2 separate regions of the Homo sapiens genome follow, and region 2 is linked to region 1. The links are chromatin loops, found by intact Hi-C in ENCODE. Cell type or tissue: Calu3. All regions are shown on one strand. Each heading gives the region's core, and the rest is flanking DNA. Links, peaks and the distances in the headings are about the cores only. Region 1 overlaps TUBB6 (tubulin beta 6 class V). Region 2 overlaps CIDEA (cell death inducing DFFA like effector a).

Region 1 (11,149 bases), core at 1,709-9,708:
AAGACCAGCCTGGCCAACGTGGTGAAACCCTCTCTCTACTAAAAAATACAAAAATTAGCCGGGTGTGGTGGCAGCACCTGTAATCCCAGCTTCTCGGGGGGCTGAAGCAGAATTGCTTGAACCCAGGAGGTGGAGGTTGCAGTGAGACAATACCGTGCCACTGCACTTTAGCCTGGGCAACAGAGTGAGACTCCATCTCAAAATAAATAAATAAATAAATAAACAAAATTGAGTTAAGTGACAGATGATTGAAAATACTTTTTTTTTTTTTTTTGAGACAGGGTCTTGCTCTGTCACCCAGGCTGGAGTGCTGTAGCACAATCTTGGCTCACTGCAACCTCCATCTTCTACGCTTAAGTGATCCTCCCACCTCAGCCTCCCGAGTAGCTGGGACTACAGGCATGCACTACCAGACCCAGCTAATTTTTGTATTTTTAGTAGAGATGGGGTTTTGCCATGTTGCCCAGGCTTGAAAATACTTTTTGATAATAGCTCACTATTTGATTTTTGGGATGTAACTCTGAAGACAATCAAAGAACTGAATGACATTGTAGAACATAATTCATTCCCATTTACATATATCTGTGGACAAGATTTCTCATATATGTAAAAATTAAGAGGAATAGAATTGATCCCAAGCCTTGGCCCTTTCTGGCAGTATTTAATATTCACCCTTGGATAAATGAATTAATAGGAAAAAAATAGATATAGATAGGTAGATAGATAACATTTAATACTTTGTAATCACAGGAAATTAAAAAGAATCAACTTCAACTGATTGGAATTATTTCTGATTTTTAATATATTCTATCAATACATTTAACAGAAGAAGAGTTTTTTAAAGTGATTATATTGTTTCCAGAAATTAAAATTATATCATATGCAACTATTTGACTTATGAAAAATAATAGATGTTAACTTTAAAATAAATGAGAGGTATCTAGTATCTAGTTTTTTCAAATGTTCATTAGCCAAGTGTAGTGGCATGTGCCTGTAGTCCCTGCTACTCAAGAGGTTGAAGTGGGAGAATCACTTAAGCCCAGGAGTTCAAAGCTGCAGTCAGCTAGGGTGGTGCCAGTGTACGCCACCCTGGGTGACAGAGCGAGACCTTGTCTCTAAATAAATAAATACAGATGTTCACAGCAATGTATGAAAGCCATTGCATTATATGAAACTCGTAGTGCCCAGAAAACCAAAAACAAAAATTAGTTCCTCCCACTCCTACGTGCATCTGTTCATATGGACATACAAACCTGTGTAATTTTTACAGCTGGGAAAAAAATGCTTCTGCTAGTGAAATAATCCATTTTAAAATGAGATAAAATGAAAAATAGGATTTTAAATTTAAGAGCCAATCTTTCAGATTCAATTTTTTTTAGGTAAAGTAAGATATACATAAGCCTGTCTGGCAAAAATGCACCATTATGGGGCTGGCCCGGTGGCTCACACCTGTAATCCCAGCACTTTGGGAGGCCGAAGTGGGTGGATCACGAAGTCAGGAGATTGAGACCATCCTGGCTAACATGGTGAAACCCCATCTCTACTAAAAAATACAAAAAATTAGCCAGGCGTGGTGGTGGGTGCCTGTAGTCACAGCTACTTGGGAGGCTGAGGCAGGAGAATGGTGTGAACCCGGGAGGCGGAGCTTGCAGTGAGCCGAGATCGCACCACTGCACCTCCAGCCTGGGTGGCAGAGCAAGACTCCGTCTCAAAAAAAAAAAGCACCATTATGCAGAAAACAGACTAGGTCTCTTTCTTGTTACTTGAACTCTGCATAAAATACAGAAGTCTTTCAGACATATTAAGCTCCTTTTCTCAACTGGCCTGGAAACAATTTGAGGGCAGGAATTACTTCCTGTGCTTAGTATTTAATTATAGGGGCAGAATAAATAATTGGTTCTGCAAACATTTTGCAACAGTAATTCTGGATGATGAATGAGGGGCTCCATTAACATGAAAAAGTGTCAAGTTTTAAAAATAAAATACTTGGGCCGGGCGCCGTGGCTCACGCCTGTAATCCCAGCACTTTGGGAGGCCGAGGCGGGCGGATCACAAGGTCAGGAGTTCGAGACTATCCTGGCTAACACGGTGAAACCCCGTCTCTACTAAAAATACAAAAATATTAGCCAGGAGTGGTGGCAGGCGCCTGTAGTCCCGGCTACACGGGAGGCTGAGGCAGGAGAATGGCGTGAACCCAGGAGGCGGAGCTTGCAATGAGCCGAGATTGCGCCACTGCACTCCAGCCTGGGCGACAGAGTGAGACTGCGTCTCCAAAAAAAAGAAAGAAAGAAAAGAAAATACTTATACATAGTACAGTATAAGATTCAGAAAGCCCAAAGGAGAGAACTTTTTTTTTTTTTTTGAGCTGTAGTCCCATTCTGACGCCCAAGCTGGAGTGCAGTGGCACCATCTCAGCACACTAGAACCTCCACCTCCCAGGTCCCAGGTTCAAGCAATTCTCCTGCCTCAGCCTCCCAAGTAGCTGGGACTACAGGCTCCCCACCACCACGCCCGGCTGATTTTTGTATTTTCAGTAGAGATGGGGTTTCCTCATGTTGCCCAGGCTGGTCTCTAACTCCTGACTTCAAGTGATCCACCCGCCTCGGCCTCCCAAAGTGCTGGGATTACAGGCATGAGCCACGGCGCCCGGCCAGTAACTTATTTTTTTAATGTATACCTTTTGTTCCCTTTGAATTCTACCATGTGCAAGAATTACCTCTTTAACATGGAACAACCAGGTCAAAATGTATATACATCTTTAAAATTGACCAGTAGCTACTTTGACTTGCCTAAAAACGTACCAGTGCATCTGCTCAGCTGCACCGTTGGTGGGTGCCTGTTTCCCCGGCCCCTCCCTTTGGCTAACAGCACATCATGGAATCACTTCACACCCTCCTTGTCGGTGACCAAGCATGGTGATGGCGCAGCCCTTTCCTGTTTAAACGGCACGGGACTCTCTTTGTTGCAGGCCAGACGGGTGCAGGGAACAACTGGGCGAAAGGGCACTACACGGAGGGCGCGGAGCTGGTGGACGCAGTGCTGGACGTGGTGCGGAAGGAGTGCGAGCACTGCGACTGCCTGCAGGGCTTCCAGCTCACGCACTCGCTGGGCGGCGGCACGGGCTCAGGCATGGGCACGCTGCTCATCAGCAAGATCCGTGAGGAGTTCCCGGACCGCATCATGAACACCTTCAGCGTCATGCCCTCGCCCAAGGTGTCGGACACGGTGGTGGAGCCCTACAATGCCACACTGTCGGTGCACCAGCTGGTGGAGAATACAGACGAGACCTACTGCATCGACAACGAGGCGCTCTATGACATCTGCTTCCGCACTCTGAAGCTGACAACGCCCACCTACGGGGACCTCAACCACCTGGTGTCCGCCACCATGAGTGGGGTCACCACCTCGCTGCGCTTCCCGGGCCAGCTCAATGCTGACCTGCGCAAGCTGGCGGTGAACATGGTGCCCTTCCCGCGCCTGCACTTCTTCATGCCTGGCTTCGCGCCGCTCACCAGCCGCGGCAGCCAGCAGTACCGGGCCCTGACCGTGCCCGAGCTCACCCAGCAGATGTTCGACGCCAGGAACATGATGGCCGCCTGCGATCCGCGCCATGGCCGCTACCTGACCGTGGCCACCGTGTTCCGCGGGCCCATGTCCATGAAGGAGGTGGACGAGCAGATGCTGGCCATCCAGAGTAAGAACAGCAGCTACTTCGTGGAGTGGATTCCCAACAACGTGAAGGTGGCCGTGTGCGACATCCCGCCCCGCGGCCTGAAGATGGCCTCCACCTTCATCGGCAACAGCACGGCCATCCAGGAGCTGTTCAAGCGCATCTCCGAGCAGTTCTCAGCCATGTTCCGGCGCAAGGCCTTCCTGCACTGGTTCACGGGTGAGGGCATGGATGAAATGGAGTTCACCGAGGCGGAGAGCAACATGAACGACCTGGTATCCGAGTACCAGCAGTACCAGGATGCCACCGCCAATGACGGGGAGGAAGCTTTTGAGGATGAGGAAGAGGAGATCGATGGATAGTCGGAATAGAGCCGCCCCAACTCAGATCCTACAACACGCAAGTTCCTTCTTGAACCCTGGTGCCTCCTACCCTATGGCCCTGAATGGTGCACTGGTTTAATTGTGTTGGTGTCGGCCCCTCACAAATGCAGCCAAGTCATGTAATTAGTCATCTGGAACAAAGACTAAAAACAGCAGAGAATTGCGGGTTCTACCCAGTCAGAAGATCACACCATGGAGACTTTCTACTAGAGGACTTGAAAGAGAACTGAGGGGCCACAAAATAAACTTCACCTTCCATTAAGTGTTCAAGCATGTCTGCAAATTAGGAGGGAGTTAGAAACAGTCTTTTTCATCCTTTGTGATGAAGCCTGAAATTGTGCCGTGTTGCCTTATATGAATATGCAGTATGGGACTTTGAAATAATGATTCATAATAAAATACTAAACGTGTGTCTTCATCTCTCTAGCCATGTGCATAAATGACGTAAGTTACTTTGTATGGTTACAATGGCTACTTGGGTCACTGGTCTCTCCCTGGGGTGAACTCCTCCCCACTTCAGTTCACGAAAACAACAGAGGAAAGGGCTCTTCTTTAAATGGAGGCTTTAAGGGGGGCAGCCAAAACTGTTGCTAGCTGGAAGGCAATGCAGTACAGACAAAAGCCCCTCCTCCATCCGCAGCCACCTTTTAGACTCCCACAGGATCTTGCATTTTCCCAAGTCAGGTCCTGGGCTAGGGTTCCCCAACCTTGTAGGGGAACAAACAGCCCCAAAAGGCCTCCGGACAAAGCCAGGGGTGCTGGGTGGGAGCTGGGGTGCCAACAGCCAGCCCTGCATGGAAGGGATGGGCCCTTTTCTGCTGTGACCCATCACACCTGATGGCTTCTACCACCGGCCACACCTTTGGAGTTTCCAAAGATAAACTCCACGGGGCACGCACAGTAGCCCTGCTAGTGCCTGGTACAGACCTCACTGTTGACAATATTTTTGCTTTACTTCTTCCTGCCCTCTTGAAGCTGTGAACGTGGGACTTGCTCTAGCCATAAGAATGGGCATAGTGTGTCACCCCCGAGTGGAAGCGTCATGTGCCAGTGCCAGCCCTCCTGCTCTGCCTCCCACGTGGGCAGCCCCCCCGATCCCTCCTGTCCACCCGTCCAGGTTCCTGAGTGACCATCCTGGGCAGAGCCCACTCTGACCTGTGTTGGACAGGGAATAAGAGACAGACAAAGCTTTGTCATTCGGGACCACTTAGGGTTAGGGTTCCCCACAGTACAACCACAACACCACCCTTGGTCTGTGATCCCAGGCCTTACATTGACTAGCTGTATTTATTTTGTGTTAAGCCCCAGCCTTGGGCAGATGGAAAGTTCATCACTAAACACAGCAGCATGGCTTGAGGTGATCACAGATCTTTTTGCAGAAATCTGAACTATTCTGAGACCACAGTAAAAATAAATCTTACCAGCTCACCACCCACATCTGTCCTGAAAACATGTTCTGTGTGACCGTGGAAAGATCTATGCATGAGCAGGCCCCACAAGATGGTGGCACAGGGAGCCACGGTTGCTCCTAGCACAGAGGGCCACTTGCACAGGTTGAGCAGCCATCCAGGGCCCAGAGCTTAAGGTTGCTCACCTCACCAGAAACATGGGTGTTGTCGGTGCTATCTGGCTTTGTCACTCTTACTGTATCAAGCCTGACAGACAGTGGGCCCCACTCTCGTCCCCCGGGAGGTCTCACAGCCAAGGCCTGTGAGAGGGCAGCCCACGCTGGCTCCATGCCTTGCAGTGGTTGGATAAGGAGTAGAGAGCGTCTCCTAATCGTCTACTGCCTGTATGGTAAAAAGCACACCCAGCACCCTCACAACTGTGTGAGCCTCAGCCTGGAAACAATGCTTCATTGGGCACCTCCCAAAAACACCCTATGAGGAAAGGAAGTGGCCAGTGTGGCAATGCCTGCAGGTGCAAAGGTCCAGCAGGGGGCGCCTGTTCTCCTGGCATGCTGAGCTGTGGAGTCCAAACAGCTGCTTCCACGGCCTGCCGGGGACAGGTGGGTATCTCAGGCTGCTGGGAAGTAGCCATGGGTGGAGCATGCATGGCCTGGGGCCATGGCAGGGATGCCACTAGATTGTGTTAATTCTAAAGCCACTGTTCCGACAACATCAACACCACACAAGGCAAGCTGGAATAATGCTAAAACAGACTGCTAAAAATGTAAATAGTTAAAAATGCCAGTGTCTCCTCCATGTCCAAATAACAGCAATTGATAGAAGACATAGCAAATCTTCCTCATGCCATCTTTTTTAAGGAATTTTGATATAGGTTTGCAACACTACAGACTCACTTTTCTGGAAGCACATAACCAATAACTCCCTTTCAATAGACAATAGGAGCAGCTTACCAGTCAGACCACTCCTGAGATGTCCCCAGAGAGCCAGGGCCCAGGGGACTCCAGCTTAGTTCCACTGTTCCTTCTCTAAAATCCAGGTGACGGCTCAGGTCAGCCTGCCAGGCCCGCTACAGTTATACGTTAACTTCTATACCCAGAAGGTGTGGCCAACATCTGGCCATGACTGGCCTCTTGAGGACCTGCACTGGGGTGGTTATCACAGATTCAGGCCATGACTAACCCCTCAGGACCCATGTACTTTATATCCAGAGCTCAGTGCATCTTTACAGGACACATAACTCTAGAAGGTTCCAACCTCCTGTGGGAGCTAATGAGAACCAGCGAGGCTGAGATTTTGAAGGATTCTCCTCTAAAAAGCAAGAAAATTTAATTTCTTGCCATTATGTTTTCTAAAAATATCCAGAGCATAAATAGGGACCCTATGTGTGTTCAGAAAAGTACAGTGTTGACATTTTATTTTTTATGTAAAGAAGCCATATTTACATAATACATTCATATTTTTAAGTATGTTACAGCTCCTGTAGAAAACCATTCCATTAAGACAGCAACAAGTGATCTGGATTCAATCTTTAAAATATTAAGTCAAATTAAAATGTTCTTATCAAGACTCCAATTTAATTTCACAGCCCATCTGCACAGGGGAACTGAGGAGAAACAGGAATGAAGAGTGGGCGACAAAGAGAAAGCATCCCTTCCCACACGCCAAGAGTCCAGTGCAACGATCCCTGCCACACGGTCAGCCGACCCCACTTGGTGCCACAGGGTCCAGCCTCGGCCACTCTGGGCTCAACCTTTCCAGCACGTCTGGGAGCCCAATGAGGCTATGGGACAGTGTGCATTTCCCTCAAGGCCTCCGGAAAGTCACCTGCCACCCACTGTGACCTCTGAGGCTGAAAGGACTAAGGACTCCTTTCCCCATCATTTCAGCTGGGCCAGTGGCTGGCTAAAATCAGCGCAGCATTCCCATTCTTCTGAAAGCCACAGCTGAAATAATGCACCAGCTGAAACCACAGTGGACAGACTGAGATGGCCTCCCTCTGGGCCTCTAGTTGGCAACTTTCTCACCCGGGGGCTCCTCTTTCTCCTTTTCCCGCTCCTTGTTCCAGTCCTTAAGGCCTTCTGGAAGTGAGGTGTCCTCATCCAAGCTGCCAGTGCCTTCCACAAATTCTTCATAGGTAGATTTTTCCGCAAATGGTCTGGGGCCCAAAAGTTCAACCATATCATTCTTATCTAATACTTCTTTTTCTAACAACAGAAGAGCAACCTGAAATATGAACAATTTTCATTAAATACAGTTACTCAGCAAAGTCTATTCAGAAATATTAATTTTTTATTTACAGGTGACCCCATTCCAAAAAAGGATTTAAGACCAATGAAAAAGATGTCTCATACATAAGGTTGCATAGTTTTAGAGTAAGATGTGCAAAATATCAAAGCAACCAATGTCCATCTGTAAGGGATACATTTCCATACTAGACATATTTCCACACATCTGCACAATGAATGCTGACCATCTATAATGAGGAGGAAGCTGGCCGGGCGCGGTAGCTCGCGCCTGTAATCCTAGCACTTTGGGAGGCCGAGGCGGGTGGATCACAAGGTCAAGACCATCCTGGCCAACAGGGTGAAACCGTGTCTCTACTAAAAATGCAAAAAAATAGCTGGGCATGGTGGTGTGCGCCTGTAGTCCCAGCTACTTGGGAGGCTGAGGCAGGAGGATCACTTGAACCCGGGAGGCGGAGGTTGCAGTGAGCCAAGATTGTGCCACTGCACTCCAGCCTGGGCGACAGAGCGAGACTCCTTCTCAAAACAAACAAACAAAAAAAAATAGGAGGAGGCTGTGTATGTTCTATATACATCTCAGAGATACACACTTCAATTAAAAAAACAAGATGTTCAGTGTGCACAGCATCTTACGTTTGCTTTTCTGAGGTGATAAGAATGTATCTTTTTATGTGCATTAAAGCAGAATAGGCAGCCAAGTGCAGTGGCTCACACCTGTAATCCCAGCACTTTGGGAGGCCGAGGTGGGCGGATCACCTGAGGTCCGAAGTTCGACACCAGCCTGGCCAAAATGGCAAAACCCCGTCTCTACTAAAAATACAAAAATTAGCCAGGCGCAGTGGTGGGTGCCTGTAAGCCCAGCTACTCAGGAGGCCGAGGCAGGAGAATGGCTTGAACCCAGGAGGCAGAGGTTGCAGTGAGCCGAGATCGCGCCATTGCACTCCAGCAGCCTGGGCAACAGAGCAAGACTCGGTCTCAAAAAAAAAAAAACAGACTAGGCAGGAGCCATCAGCTTAGGGCTTTTTCTGTACCCAGAACCCATCCATACACAAACTGGAACTTAACCTAGAGGCATTCTTTGTAACTAACTTCAAATTAAGCTTCTACCAATCATAAACAGCCAACCAGCCAACTGTGGCAGAACTTGGGACCATGCATTGGACCACACAAATAAGGCAAATGCCCAGCAGTAGCCAATCAAGCAGTCATGCACCGCTAAGAGCAGTCATGCACTGCTAACAACGTTTCAGTCAATGATGGGCCCCATGTAGATGGTGGTCCCGTAAGATTATAATACCTTATTTTAACTGTACCTTTTCTATGTTTAGATGTGTTTAGATACCATTGTGTTACAATGGCCTGAAGCATTCAGTACAGTCACATGCGAGCAGGTATGCAGCCTAGGAGCAATAGGCCACACCACACAGCCTAGGTGTGCGGCAGGTGTAGCGCACTCTGATGCCTGCACGACGACAAAATCAACTAACAGCAAACTCCTCAGACCGTATCCCCATCATTAAGCAACACATGACTGCAGTTTCTTTCTTTGCTTCTAGGCTCAGCCTACAAAAGCTTGCTGCTCATGCTGCCGGAGCAGAGCTCTGAACTTCTAATTCTGAGGGCTGCCCGATTCCCAAACTGTTCTTTGCTCAAATAAACTTATCTGTTAAATTTACTTTGTCTAAAGTTTCTTTTAAATGGTACATAAAAAATATATGGCCACGCGCAATGGCTCACGCCTGTAATCCCAGCACTTTGGGGCGGCGGATCACCTGAGGTCAGGAGTTCGAGACCAGCCTGCCCAACATGGTGAAACCCTGTCTCTACTAAAAATACAAAAATTAGCCTGGCGTTGTGGCACCTGCCTGTAATCCCAGCTACTCAGGAGGCTGAGGCGGGAGAATTACTTGAACCCAGGAGGCGGAGGTTGCAGTGAGCCAAGATGGAGGCACTGCACTCCAGCCTGGGCAACAGAGGGAGAGTCTGTCTAAAAGTAAATAAATAAATATATATATATATATATATATATATATATATATATATATATATATATATATAAAACAAGGGCAGAGATACAAAATGAAGGCAGGAAGGTTAATGTGACAGTAGTTTACTTTGAAGTTCTATTCATTTGTTACAGCTGGACCATAAATTTGACATTACACGTTTTAACAGCCTACAGAAAAAGGGACCCCTACCGGAGTACACACATGGAAGTGTGACGGTATCATGAGAAGAGGGAACAGTGTTTATGTTAGATCATATACCTAGTGTAAAGAAAATTAAGCAGTTTAAATTATAAGTTGATCTCATAAAATGATTTTTTTTTTTTTTTTTTGAGACAGAGTCTTGTTCTGTCACCCAGGCTGGAGTACAATGGCGCGATGTTGGCTCACTGCAACCTCCGCCTCCCAGGTTCAAGTGATTCTCCTGCCTCAGCCTCCCCAGTAGTTGGGATTACAGGCGTCCACCACCACGCCCAGCTAACTTTTTGTATTTTAAGTAGAGATGGGGTTTCACCATGTTGGCCAGGCTAGTCTCAAACTCAGCCCCTCAAAGTACTGGGATTACAGGGATAAGCCACTGCACCTGGCCAGACTTATTTCTTGAGATAACTCCTTACTCTGAAATTTAATCTATTTGTAGTTTGCAATAAATGTTATGTTTTTAAAGATATAAAATTATGAAAGTTTTGTCTTTTCAGTTTTTAAAAATTTTATTATAAAATGCTTCAAATAGGTACAAAAGTGGAAAGAATGGATAATCCCCATGTAACCACTATCAACAGTGATCAATTTAGAAACATTCTTGTTTCAGCTCTCTAGATTATTTTTAAGAAAATCCCAGATGTCATATCATTTTATCCATATATATATATATATTTTTTGTCTATATCTCTAAAAGATTAGGATTGTTTAGAAAACCAGAATACTATAATGCTCTGATTTTAAAAATATATTGTCTGCATATACGTAAGGGAAAAAAGCTTTAGGATTCATTCTTAGGCCATTTTTAATTCTCAATTTGCTTATACACACACACACACACACACCATAGTTGTGGGTGATCACTTACATTTCAATAATTTAATCCAATATATAAAAAATATATATTATATATAACATATACTATATAACATATAATATATTATATACTATAATATATTATATATTATATAAATATATTATATAAATTATATATAATATAAAATATATTAATAATATATAAAAATATATAATCTATTATATAATAGATTATAATCTATTATATAACTATTATATAATAGATTATAATCTATTATATAACTATTATATAATAGATTATATATATAATATATATAATATATAATAATCTAATATATATAATAATAGATAATATAATAAATAATATATATAATAATCTAATATATAATCTATTATATAAATATATGATATATAATTATAT
Region 2 (11,149 bases), core at 2,096-10,095, 49 kb before region 1:
GGCCTCAGCTTTGATTTTTAAAGTAATAAGAGGGAGCTACAACCGCTTAGAAAAGGATGATGAAGTCAACCTCACCCGAGATTCCACCTCACAAAATTTTATTTTCTTTTTCCTTCTTTTTTTTTTGACAAGGTCTTGCTCTGTCATCCAGTCTGGAGGGCAGTAGCACAATCATAGCTCACTGCAGCCTCAACCTCCTGCCCTGTTCAAGGGGTGCTCCTGCCCCAGCCTCCAAAAGTGCTGAGACTACAGGCATGAGCCACTGTGCCTGGCCACAAAATGTTTCCTGAAAGACAAATTCAAGTCAAAGACAAATGCCTGATATTTGTACCTTGGGGCAGCTTTGCTCTCTTATATTTTTAAAGTGTCACAGGAGGGAGAGCTTTTAGTTGACAGATTCCTAATCCATACATACCCCAGATCTATTCAAACAAATTCTGTATGATCCGAATTAGAGGCTACAACTGGAACCACAGGTGGGTTTGTCTGTATGGTGGGACAGGGGAATAAAGAAGGCTGGCCACGGCGAGGAGGGTTTGGGTAATTTTAGGGGTATTTACATTTTAAGTTCCCATTCATGAGGTCACTGTCATTGGTGAATTTACCATTCACAGCTTCAGCGGCTCCCAACCTCGAAGGCTCACAAGACCTAGTAACCCTGTGTAGACCCGAATCCTGAGTGCTGCAAGATCTGTATGTGGCACAAGCCACTCAGAAAGAACAGCTCCTGGCCTGTCATTTGTACTGGGGGCAGCTTTGCTCTCATATTTTTAAACCATTTTGTGGGGAAAATTCTGTTCCGGTGCTGTTTATAAACCTGGGATGTGTAGAGGTCACTGACTTCCTCCTCCCACCCAGGGGGGTCTCCTCCCACCCAGGGGTTCTGCTGCATGGCTTTGGGCTTCCCCATGGAGTCCGCTCTCAACCCTGGGGGGTTATTAAAACACAGAGGTGCTCTGGGAAGGTGCCCACTCTGCCCTCACTTCAGCCATATGATTCTGGTACTTTCCACCCAGTAGCCCCCATAAAATTGAACCAATGCTGCCTGCTTCTCCATTACCATAACTGTGTTACAGTGATGAGATGAGATTCTTTTGTCACCAGGTAACCATGGTGGCCTCCAGGGCGAGTGGGTCCCCACCACTCATCAGGGCACATCTATCCACTGAGCAACGGGGTCCTAAAATCCAGGCCCTGACGCCACACCAGACTCACCCTGAGTCCGGAACTGAAGGCAGATCAGGGACAGACGCCTCGTGGCTAATTGGACACAGTCGTAGTGTGTGCAAATGGGTCCTGCTGAAAGCATCTCTCTATCGATTAGCCACGGAGCCGCTCACAGACCTTAAACAGACACATAGGAGAATCTGAAGCTGGCATAAGAGCAGAGTGATGACGTGGGAGGGTTAGGAAGGCTCCTGAAGCCTGCCCCTCCCCCCATTGTCACAGGGCAGCCAGCACGTCCCCACTTGCTCGCCGCCGAAGAGGTCGGGAATAGCGAGAGTCACCTTCGACTTGTACAGGCTGAACCCCAAGGACTTCATCGGCTGCCTTAACGTGAAGGCCACCATGTATGAGATGTACTCCGTGTCCTACGACATCCGGTGCACGGGACTCAAGGGCCTGCTGAGGTAACACACTCCAGGGGTCACCTCCGGGGGTCTGCAGACTGCACAGGGTGTGGCACAGGCAGCAGTCCCCACCCTGTTCCTCTGGGCTCCCAGGCCGGCTAGCACTGTTAGGGGCAGTTGGAGTAATGTTGTCTGGAGGTCAACTCTTATCCCACAGGCTCATCTCACACAACAGAAAATCTCAAGCCAAAACAGATTTATTTCTTCCAAAGACCACTAACTATTCATTAGAAACAAAAGCTAAATAATAAATATAAAGAGGAACCACATTCATTTTAAGAACTAGAGCACTTAATTCTAGGTGATGATGACTAAAACCAGAGCCATGGAGGTCGTGGCCGGGTTTGTACAGAACGGTCACCTAGACCCTGGTGAATCACACGCCTTTGCATGTATCTCCTGTACTCCTGATAACTTCAGCCTTACCAGTAATGTGGCATGGGCGTGTGTCCTCTCCACATAATGCCAGGGCACCGTCATCCCAAAGACGAAGGCCAGGCTGGTTGCACAGCATCCCAGGAAACAGAACTTTTAGAAGACAGACTCCTGATCCAGCCATACCCCAGACCCATTCAAACAAATTCCATGTGATCAAAAGGAGCCTTCCTGGGTGTTCCTGCCCCATAACTGGGTGCCACCCCTGCCATTGAGCCTGGGACTGAGAGAAACACCAGCAGTCCCTGCTCTAAGGAATCAGCTGTGTGACCTTTCACAGACTCCTTAACTTCTCTGAGCCTTGCTTTTATCATCTTTAAATGAGAAGGTTGGTCAGGCATGGTGGCTCACACCTATAATCCCAGCACTTTGGGAGGCCAAGGTCAGCAGATCACTTGAGGCCAAGAGTTCGAGACCAGCCTAGCCAACATGGCGAAACTCTGTCTCTACTAAATATACAAAAATTAGCTGGGCGTGGTGGCGGATGCCTGTAATCCCAGCCACTCAGGAGGCTGAGGCAGGAGAATTGTTTAACCCCAGGAGGCGGAGGTTGCAGTGAGCTGAGATCCGCCACTGTGAGCCATAACCACACCACTGCACTCCAGACTGGGTGACAGAGCAAGACTGTGTCTCAAAAATAAATAAATAAACAAACAAAAAATAAATAAAATGAAAAGGTTGCTTCCAAGCTCTTTATGATTGCCAGGGCTCTAACTACACCTACTTCTACTCCAGTAAATTTACCGTTGATCCTTAAAGAACTAACCTCTGTGGAGGGAGTGGATGGGAGAGTGGCTGATTGCAGTAGAAAGGTCTTCAAGTCGAAAAGTTTTGCAGCTGCTGCCATTCCAGTGCCCCCTGCACGTCCCTGTGGGCAGGGCCGCCCGTTTCTCTTTGAGGGTGTTGTTTCCGTCCCCCGTGGCCTTGACAACTGCTCTGATTTGTGCTGAGCACAGCAAAGGGGAAATGCCCTCCTCTCAGAGGTCTCCTGGCCTCACCTGAGGTGGGCCAGGGTGTGTGGCTTCTCTGTGGCCTCAGTTTCCCATTCAGAGCCATCAGTGGCTGACTCTAAACTACAGTCACTGTCATAGTGTTGGAGTCTTGACTCCCAGGAGAGCTTCCTTTTTTTTGTCTTTTCCTTTTTGCCGGGTTAGGAGAAAATAGCTTTACACTTGGATTTTAAAAGTTAGGCAAGAGAGTTACAACAACTGAAAAAGGTAAGATGAAGAAAGCTAACCTCACCCAAAATTCCACCTCAGTGAAATCTTTTTTCTTTTTCTTTTCTTATTTTTTTTCTTTTTTGAGACGGAATCTCACTCTGCTGCCCAGGCTGGAGGGCAGGGGCACGATCTCAGCTCACTGCAACCTCCTCCTTTCAAGTTCAAGCCATTCCCGTGGCTCAGCCTCCCAAGTAGCTGAGATTACAGGCATGCACCACCACACCCAGCTAACTTTTGTATTTTTAATAGAGACGGGGTTTCACCATGTTGGCCAGGCTGGTCTCAATCTACTGGCCTCAGGTGATCCACCCACCTCGGTCTCCAAAAGTGCTGGGATTACAGGCATGAACCACATTCCAGGCCCTTTTTCTTTTTTTTTAAGAAAGAGGGTCTCACACTGTCCCCCAGGCTGGAGTGCAGTAGCACAATCATAGTTCACTGCAGCTTCCAACTCTTGGACTCAAGCGATCCTCCCACCTCAGCCTCTGAAAGTGCTGGGATTATAGGCATGAGCCACCACACCTGGCCACAAAGTCTTTCTTGAAAGACAAGTTCAGCCTTCTTGTTACTAATTTGTATTCTCTGATAAATCCGATGACACCACAAGCAGCCATGGAACTCACGACAGCCCCCACACTGGAGGCACCGCCTGCTAGGGACCCTGTTGTGGGTGCTGGGGGCAGTGGGCCCTCCTGATGAGACAGCTGCCCAGGCTTGGCTATCGCATCCCCATGGGCTCAGTCACTGCTGAATGTCCTGCTACTACCTTAGGAAGGGAAGGGATTTCAGTAGCAGGGCCCCTAGAACAGCCCAGCAGCCGAAGCCCAGGACACAGCACACCTGTGCGGGTGCGGCCATCTGCTCCACACAGAGCTTGCCAGCCACTCAACAAGCAGGCCGCACTTCAGGTGGCTCATGGGAGCCGTGCTTCTTGCGGTGGTCTTGGGCCAGCAGCAAGGGGGTCCTCAGGGAGCTCACAGAGACCTGCTCCTGGCCAGACCCACTGCCACGGCAGCTGCATCTGTGCCAGCCCTGGGACACGTGCACTCTGAGAGTCAGACAGCCATGCTCTAAATGTCAGCCTGGCCTCCTCCGAGTGCCTTTTGGTGGGGGGAGTGAAGTATTCCCATCCTGTCTGTTTCTCACTGGCCCAAAATCCCAAGCTAAAGCCTCCCCATCTGCCTCTGCCACAGGAGTCTGCTGCGGTTCCTGTCCTACTCCGCCCAGGTGACGGGACAGTTTCTCATCTATCTGGGCACATACATGCTCCGGGTGCTGGATGACAAGGAAGAGCGGCCATCCCTCCGGTCACAAGCCAAGGGCAGGTTCACGTGTGGATAGGGATGCAGGCTGTCGCCGGCTCTTGAGCCAAACACTGTGTTTCGTTTGGCTCAATGACGAATGTTGAAGATGCTTTTATGTTCTGAGCCACATGCACTTGGAGGCCGCTGGTCACGCTGCTCAGGAGTGGTGCCCAGAAAAGGAAAGGGCTTGGTGGTACATGAAGTGGGGGCAGTGGGCAGGGTGCCCTGGGGGGGAGGCATAGAGGGCCCTGGGGGTCATGGGAAGCGAGCACGCAGCAGGCGTGCCCAGGAGCGTGTGCATGTGTCAGAGCCATTTGGTCCATCATCTCCTGCAATAAACCCATCGCAAGAATGACCTTCAAGATGTGTGACACTTCCTGTGTCTCCTTTATCTCTCAGAAGAGCAAAAAGCAAACAAAACAAAACAAAACTATCAGAACAGCAAAAAAAAAAAAAAACTTTATATAGAAGCAAAACTCATCCAGGAATATTCTGCTAACAGATATAATCTCTCATAAGTCTTTATTAGTGCCACAAAAATAACAAGCTGCAAAATGTTATTGTATGTTTTTTTCAAACATGGATTTTTAACAGGCTCAAAGGGGCCCTCACACTGAAGGACTCAAATTGTGGAGGTCTTCAAGGACTTTTTTACTTTTTCACTTGTGAAAGTGAAAGGACTTTACTTTTTCAGCCTCTTTTTTCTTTTTCTTCTTTTTTTTTTTTTTTTTTTTTTGAGACAGGGTCTAGCTCTGTCACCCAAGCTGGAGTACAGCGGCCTGATCTCGGCTCACTGCTGCCTCGACCTCCCTGGGCTCAAGCCATCCTCCCACCTCAGCCTCCTGAGTAGCTGAGATTACAAGTGCACACCACCACCCCTAGTTTTTTTTATTTTTGTAGAGATGGGGTCTTGCTATGTTGCTCAGACTGGTCTCAAACTCCTAGACTCAAGCAATCCTCCTACCTGGGCCTCCCAAAGTTCTGAGATTACAGACGTGAGCCACCACACCCGGCCCAGCCTTTTTCTTAAAAACCAAAAAACAACTGCTGCACCCTCAGCTGCAGATTCTGCCTGCAGCCAGGTGGGGCACCGCGTTGCCAAGGTGGAGCTGTGCCTCATGCTGGCTCAGCTGCGAGGAACCTCCTGTCCGTGGCTGGGATCTCTAGCTGCAGGCACAGCTGGACGAAGGCAATCAGACAACATTGTAAGAATCTGTCTCCCACTCTCTTGGATCTGATTCCCTGCAGGGAGGGGGGACCCCCTCAAGTGGAAGCAAGTGCAGACCTCAGGCCCTGCAGCAGGAAGCTCTGGGCTACACCTTGTCCCCCCATTGGATGTCCTGGGTTACACCTCATGCTGCAGACACAGCAGCTGGTGGCTCTGCCAGGCTGGGCCACACACTGAGTCCTGGAGCCACCCCAAAGAGAAATAGGGTGCTGTTCCTAGAATCAGGGGGAACAGATGCTAGAAGAAAAATATTTCCTGATTAAGAAATGATGCCTTGGAGGCCTTTTCCTTCCCTAGCCACCAACTCTGGCCACAGAAAGACACCACAGTGTGTCCCGGAACCCTAGAGGAAGAAAAACTCTCCCCTCCCCTACCCCCTTCCCGGGGCTCCCAGCTGCTGCTCAGCCGTTCCCGGCAGGGATGGTCCTCCCTTCACAGACAGTTTGCAGTCCCCTTTGAGAGGCCCCGTGACCGGCGCTGAGTCCTGGGCTCTCACTGTGTCTGAGCCAGTTCTTGGAGAAGCTGGGCCAGGCCCCACAGCAGGACAGACAAAAGGAAAGGAGGTGGCGTTCCTCAAAGCACAGGCTCTTCTTTCACACTGCGAAAAAAACAGGCACTTTCAGTATTATCCCTTCTTGCCTTCCAGAATGAGCTGCGCTGCTGGTAGAGCGAGGGTTACAAAGAGTGTTCAGGCACAGGCCGTCTGCTGTGACTTCAAAACATTTCCTATATAAGGAGCTCCTGACCGCCCTGCCCACCTCGGGCCAGCAGGAGAGGAGGTGAGGAGGAGGGCTGTAGCCAGGCGTGTGGCCGGCCTGGCCGAGGGGCGCTCACTCCTGCCTCTCACTGACTCTGGGCTTGCGTCACTTCCCAAGGATTCCACCGGCCTGGGCAGTGACTGCCTGGCTTCCAAAAAAGGAATTTTCACTCCAGTGCCTGATCCTGTTGACTCAGCCCCTGCCCTCACTCGCTGAGAGGCCCTAGGCCTACGTCCAGATGGTGGGGAAACTGTGGGGGCCCAACCTGTTCGAAGGGAGGAATTGGGGAAGGGACGGGCTGGCCTTCTCCCCATGGGAAAGGGGAGGACATTCAGAAGGACCTCTTGGCATTTGGGAGCTTCTGAAGGAGCTGCGGCCACCGCCGCCCTGTCTCCTGTGCCCATGATTCACGGAGTGGCCCGGGACAGAGCAGCCTCTTCGCAGAACCCTCAGGGAGGCTCCAGGCCTCAGGGAGGAGGCAGCAAAGGTTGGTTTTGCTATTGTCAAAGTCTTCAGTGGGCCCTTGGCCAGGAGACTGGTGGAATTGAAACCCACTCCCTTAGGGGAAGGGTCCCAGCAGGCGTGGCTGTCTTGTCTCTGGTTCGGATTAGGTGACAGGCACTCCAAATGTGACACTTTCTCGTTCTCATCTTAGTTTCTCTATCATCTGCATTTAGCCCGCTAGCTCAGACCAGGATGTGCCCCATGCAGGTGAGGGTGGGTGGGGAGAGCCAAGGCACTCCAGCGGGCTCAGGGCCTGGACCCTGTGAGGCCTGGATGCCGCCTCCACCTAAGCCTTCAGCTGAACCCCCAGGGTGGCGTGTGTGTCCCTTCAGGGGCTGAGTGTTCGTCTGTGTGTCTTTGATGGGGCCAAGCAGAAGAGCTCGAATTGGAAATTATTCACTTCTAGAATCACAATTCAGAAAAAAAGAAATGGTTCCCATGAGCCCAGGTTTCATGCTCCTGCAGTCACTACATGGACCTGGACGTCACTCCTATGACCTCTTTTTCAGGCGCACAAACACAGGTAGCTGCCATGAGCATCCCACGCGCATGCGTCCTGGTGTGTTTCTGCCACATGATCCGTAGGCTAGATTCAAGGAGCACTTTCTGCCAGCAGCAGGGAACAGAGTGCAGGCCTGGGATGAACTGAGGACATCAGAATGAAATGCTCTAAGAGCCATGATCTCATGGCCAGAGACAGACTCTGGCTAAAATCACCTGTAGTGACCAGACTTCACAGCCCAAACCACTGTCTTCATCCATAAAATCAGGATCCAATCGACTTGGTCCAGGAACTCCATTCCCAGACAGATTTTCTTGGCCCAGATTTTAAAAATGTAAACACGGTCCCTCTTCCAGCCAGCACTTTTCAGCTGGCCAGCCACAGCTTGCCCTTCTCCTGCACCCCAAGGAAACTGTCACCACCCGCCAGGTCAGGAGCCCAGCTCAAAGCCATGGCGTAGGCCTCTTCAGGACTAGGATTCTAAAACGGGGGTCCATTTCCCCAAAGGGAAGTTCTCCTTTCTCCTCATGTGATGAGGTGGGGGCGGCTCATCAAGCCACATGTGGGGGTGGGCCTCCACCCAGGATGGCACTGTCCCCACACAGGGTCTCCTGGCTCCCACTCCCTCCTGTGTTATAAATTGTAGGGAAAGAAAACTGTGGCCAGCACCTTTCTCTACCATCACCTCCACGGGGACAGCTATTCCTTGCTAGAATTACCAGGCCCCCTCCAGCAGCAGAGGCCATGGGGCTACCTGCCTGCCCTCCAGCTCTGACAGCCAGCTCTCAAGTCCCAGTGGGCCAGGAGGAGAGCTCTGTCTTCCCCAAGATTTTATTGTATTGTGGCAAAATCAACATAACTTTTTTTTTTTCTTTTGAGATGGAGTTTCGCTCTTATTGCCTAGGCTGGAGTACAATGGTGTGGTCTCGACTCACTGCAAACTCCGCCTCCTGGGTTCAAGCGATTCTCCTGCCTCAGCCTCCTGAATAGCTGGGATTACAGGTGCGTGCCACCACACCCAGGTAATTTTTGTATTTTTGGGGTTTCACCACATTGGCCAGGCTAGTCTTGAACTCCTGACCTCAGGTGATGCACCCACCTTGGCCTCCCAAAGTGCTGGGATTACAGGTGTGAGCCACCATGCCTGGCCAACATAACATTTTTTTAAATGTATCTTCCACCTCAGCCTCCCAAGTAGTTGACACTATAGGTGCACACCACCACACCCAGCTCATCATCTTTTTTTTTTTTTTTTAGATTTTTTTTTTGTTGTTAGCAACAGGATCTTACTATGTTGCCCAGGCTGCTCTCCAACTCCTGGGTGCAAGTGATCCTCTCACCTCAGCCTCCCAGAGGACTGGGATTATGGGCATGAGCTATTGCTTTTAAAATCTGATGATCAGTGCAGTGCCTTTTATTCTGAGCCTCCACTCCACTGAGTGGTCTCCCCCACTTCATGCCCCAGGGGCTCATGTGCCAAGGCAGTGGGGGACACACTCCGACTATGGGGAGTTGTGTCCCACCCAGGCCTCCCCTGAGATGCCCACTGGCTATGACTGTCGGAGGCCAGTCTGTGAAGGTCACTGCGGCAACTCCCCCAGCCCACCTGCAAGAAGGCTTCAGGCCACCACTGCTGGGAGCCAGGTTCTCCCTGCCACTCCAAGGCCAGGCCAGGGTACCAGGACCCCTGTGATATTGTGATATAATAAAAAATACGTTTTTGGCCTCTGCCCCCATTCCTGACATAGATCTCCTAAAATCTGTAATCTCCTGAGTGATTGGAATGGCTGACAGAATTCCTAAATCCTTTGGAATTTCCTGGGTTATGGGGGCATCTTTTCTTTTTTTTTTCAAGACAGCATCTTGCTCTGTCACCCAGGCTGGAGTGTAGTGGTGTGATCACAGCTCACTGCAGCTTCCTGGGCTCAAGTGATCCTCCCACCTCAGTCTCCTAGGTAGCTGGGACTACAGCTGCACACCACCATGCCTGGCTAATCATTTTTATTTTTTGTAGAGATGAGGTCTCCTTATGTTGTCCAGGCTGATCTCAAATTCTTGGGCTCAAGCGATCCACTTGCTTTGGCCTCCAGAAGGGCTGGGATGACAGGCATGAGCCCCCGCGCCTGGCCAGGAGCATCATTTTAGGAGACTCTTGGTGGGCTCCTGCATGGCCTCAGGATAGGGGCTGGTTGCCAGGGAACCAGCCCTGTGATTAAAGGGTCAGGACTTTCAGCCACATCCCCCAACCTCTGGGGAAGGGAGAGGAGCTGAAGTTTGAATCAATCACCAGTGGCCAATGAGGTAATCAATTGTGCCTATGTAATGAAGGCTCCAGAAAAATCCCCAAGCTACAGGGCTCAAAGAGCTTCCAGAGAGTGAACACGTACAGGCTCTGAGATCGTGGTGTCCAGGGAGACCACGGAAGCTCCATGCCCTGCCCCACATGCCTTCCCCATGAGTGTCTTCATCTGTGTCCTTTGTAATATCCTTCATAATAAAAGGCTAAACATACAGAAAGGATTTCCCTGAGTTCTGTGAGCTACCCTAGCAAATTAACCACCCCCAAGCCGGGGATCAGGGGAACTGAGATTTGTCACAGCTTGGGGCTTGCAATGGGCGTGAAAAGTGAGGGCAGCCTTGAGGACTGAGCTCTCAGCCCGTGGTGTTTGATGCTGTCTCCAAGAGGACTGTGTCAGAGTTGAATTGAATGAGAGGACACTCAGCTGGTGTCTGCTGGAGAACGGGTTGTCTGTGGAGAGAAATCCCCACGCATTTCGGTGCCCTAAGGTGAAATACTCTGTATTGAGAGTGAAAGCAGAGAGAAAAAGCAGTGTTTTTTCCACAGCCCCCCACGCACCCAGCCATTGTGATGTTACTGCTCGTGATGGTGACTTTACGTGTCCACTTGGCCAGGCCACGGCACCCAGTTTCTGGTGAAACACCAATCCCGATGTTGCTGTGAAAGATATTTTTGAAGATGAGACTAACATTTAAAGCTGTGGACTTTACGTAAAGCACATGCCCTCCAGGTTGCCCATTAGGGAGTGGCCTCATCCAGTCCATTGAAGGCCTTCAGAGAAAAAACTGACATCCCCTTAGAGAAAGAATTCTGCCCGCAGACAGCCCTGCGGGTGGCGCTGCGACATCAGCTCTTCCGGGGCTCCAGCCTGCAGCCTCCCTGCAGATTTCAGACTTCCCAGCCCGCACAGTCACACAACTGTACACACAGCTCATGGGAATGACATGTGGGAAGACAACTAAGGCAGGATCACTTTCAAGCCATATACCAACACCTGCCTCATTGGTATGTGGTTAGACCTCAAACTTACAAAGGCTGGGCACAGTGACTCACACCTGTAATCCCAGTACTTTGGGAGGCTGAGGCAGGAGGATCACTTGAGCCCAGGAGGTTGAGGCTGCAGTAAGTTATGACTGCACCACTGTACTCCAGCCTGGGTGACAGAGTAAGACTCTATCTCTTTTTTTTTTTTAAAAAAAAAAAAAAGAAAGAAAACCATGCAATCTGCAGAGTCCTAATGAGGAAAAAGGAGTCAGGTTGGTGGCACC

The links. A loop is a pair of places that touch in the nucleus more often than their neighbours do. Peaks named below come from ENCODE experiments on the same cell type or tissue, not always from the same donor. Only the 100,000 strongest peaks of a DNase experiment are listed, where the experiment ranks them.
Region 2: a loop joins it to region 1, with 13 times the contacts of the local background. A loop is called at or near these places in 11 of 110 quality-filtered maps.

Annotation. Positions count from the first base shown.
Region 1 is chr18:12,322,099-12,333,247 of GRCh38, forward strand. It overlaps TUBB6 (tubulin beta 6 class V), which reads left to right. Exons shown (of 4, transcript NM_032525.3): 4 at 2,969-4,518. The coding sequence ends at 4,032. AFG3L2 (AFG3 like matrix AAA peptidase subunit 2) reads right to left here. Exons shown (of 17, transcript NM_006796.3): 17 at 6,846-7,685. The coding sequence ends at 7,467. Among named protein-coding and RNA genes, the nearest start is that of TUBB6, 19 kb to the left of the region's middle. RefSeq lists an enhancer at 5,468-6,317 and a silencer at 5,852-6,146. In Calu3, for the core only: a CTCF peak has its summit at 6,006 (motif pointing right); a DNase peak (open chromatin) is centred at 6,003.
Region 2 is chr18:12,272,644-12,283,792 of GRCh38, forward strand. It overlaps CIDEA (cell death inducing DFFA like effector a), which reads left to right. Exons shown (of 5, transcript NM_001279.4): 4 at 1,450-1,631; 5 at 4,480-4,952. The coding sequence ends at 4,627. Among named protein-coding and RNA genes, the nearest start is that of CIDEA, 24 kb to the left of the region's middle. RefSeq lists enhancers at 3,629-4,252, 5,054-9,008. In Calu3, for the core only: no CTCF peak of the experiment used is centred there; a DNase peak (open chromatin) is centred at 5,688.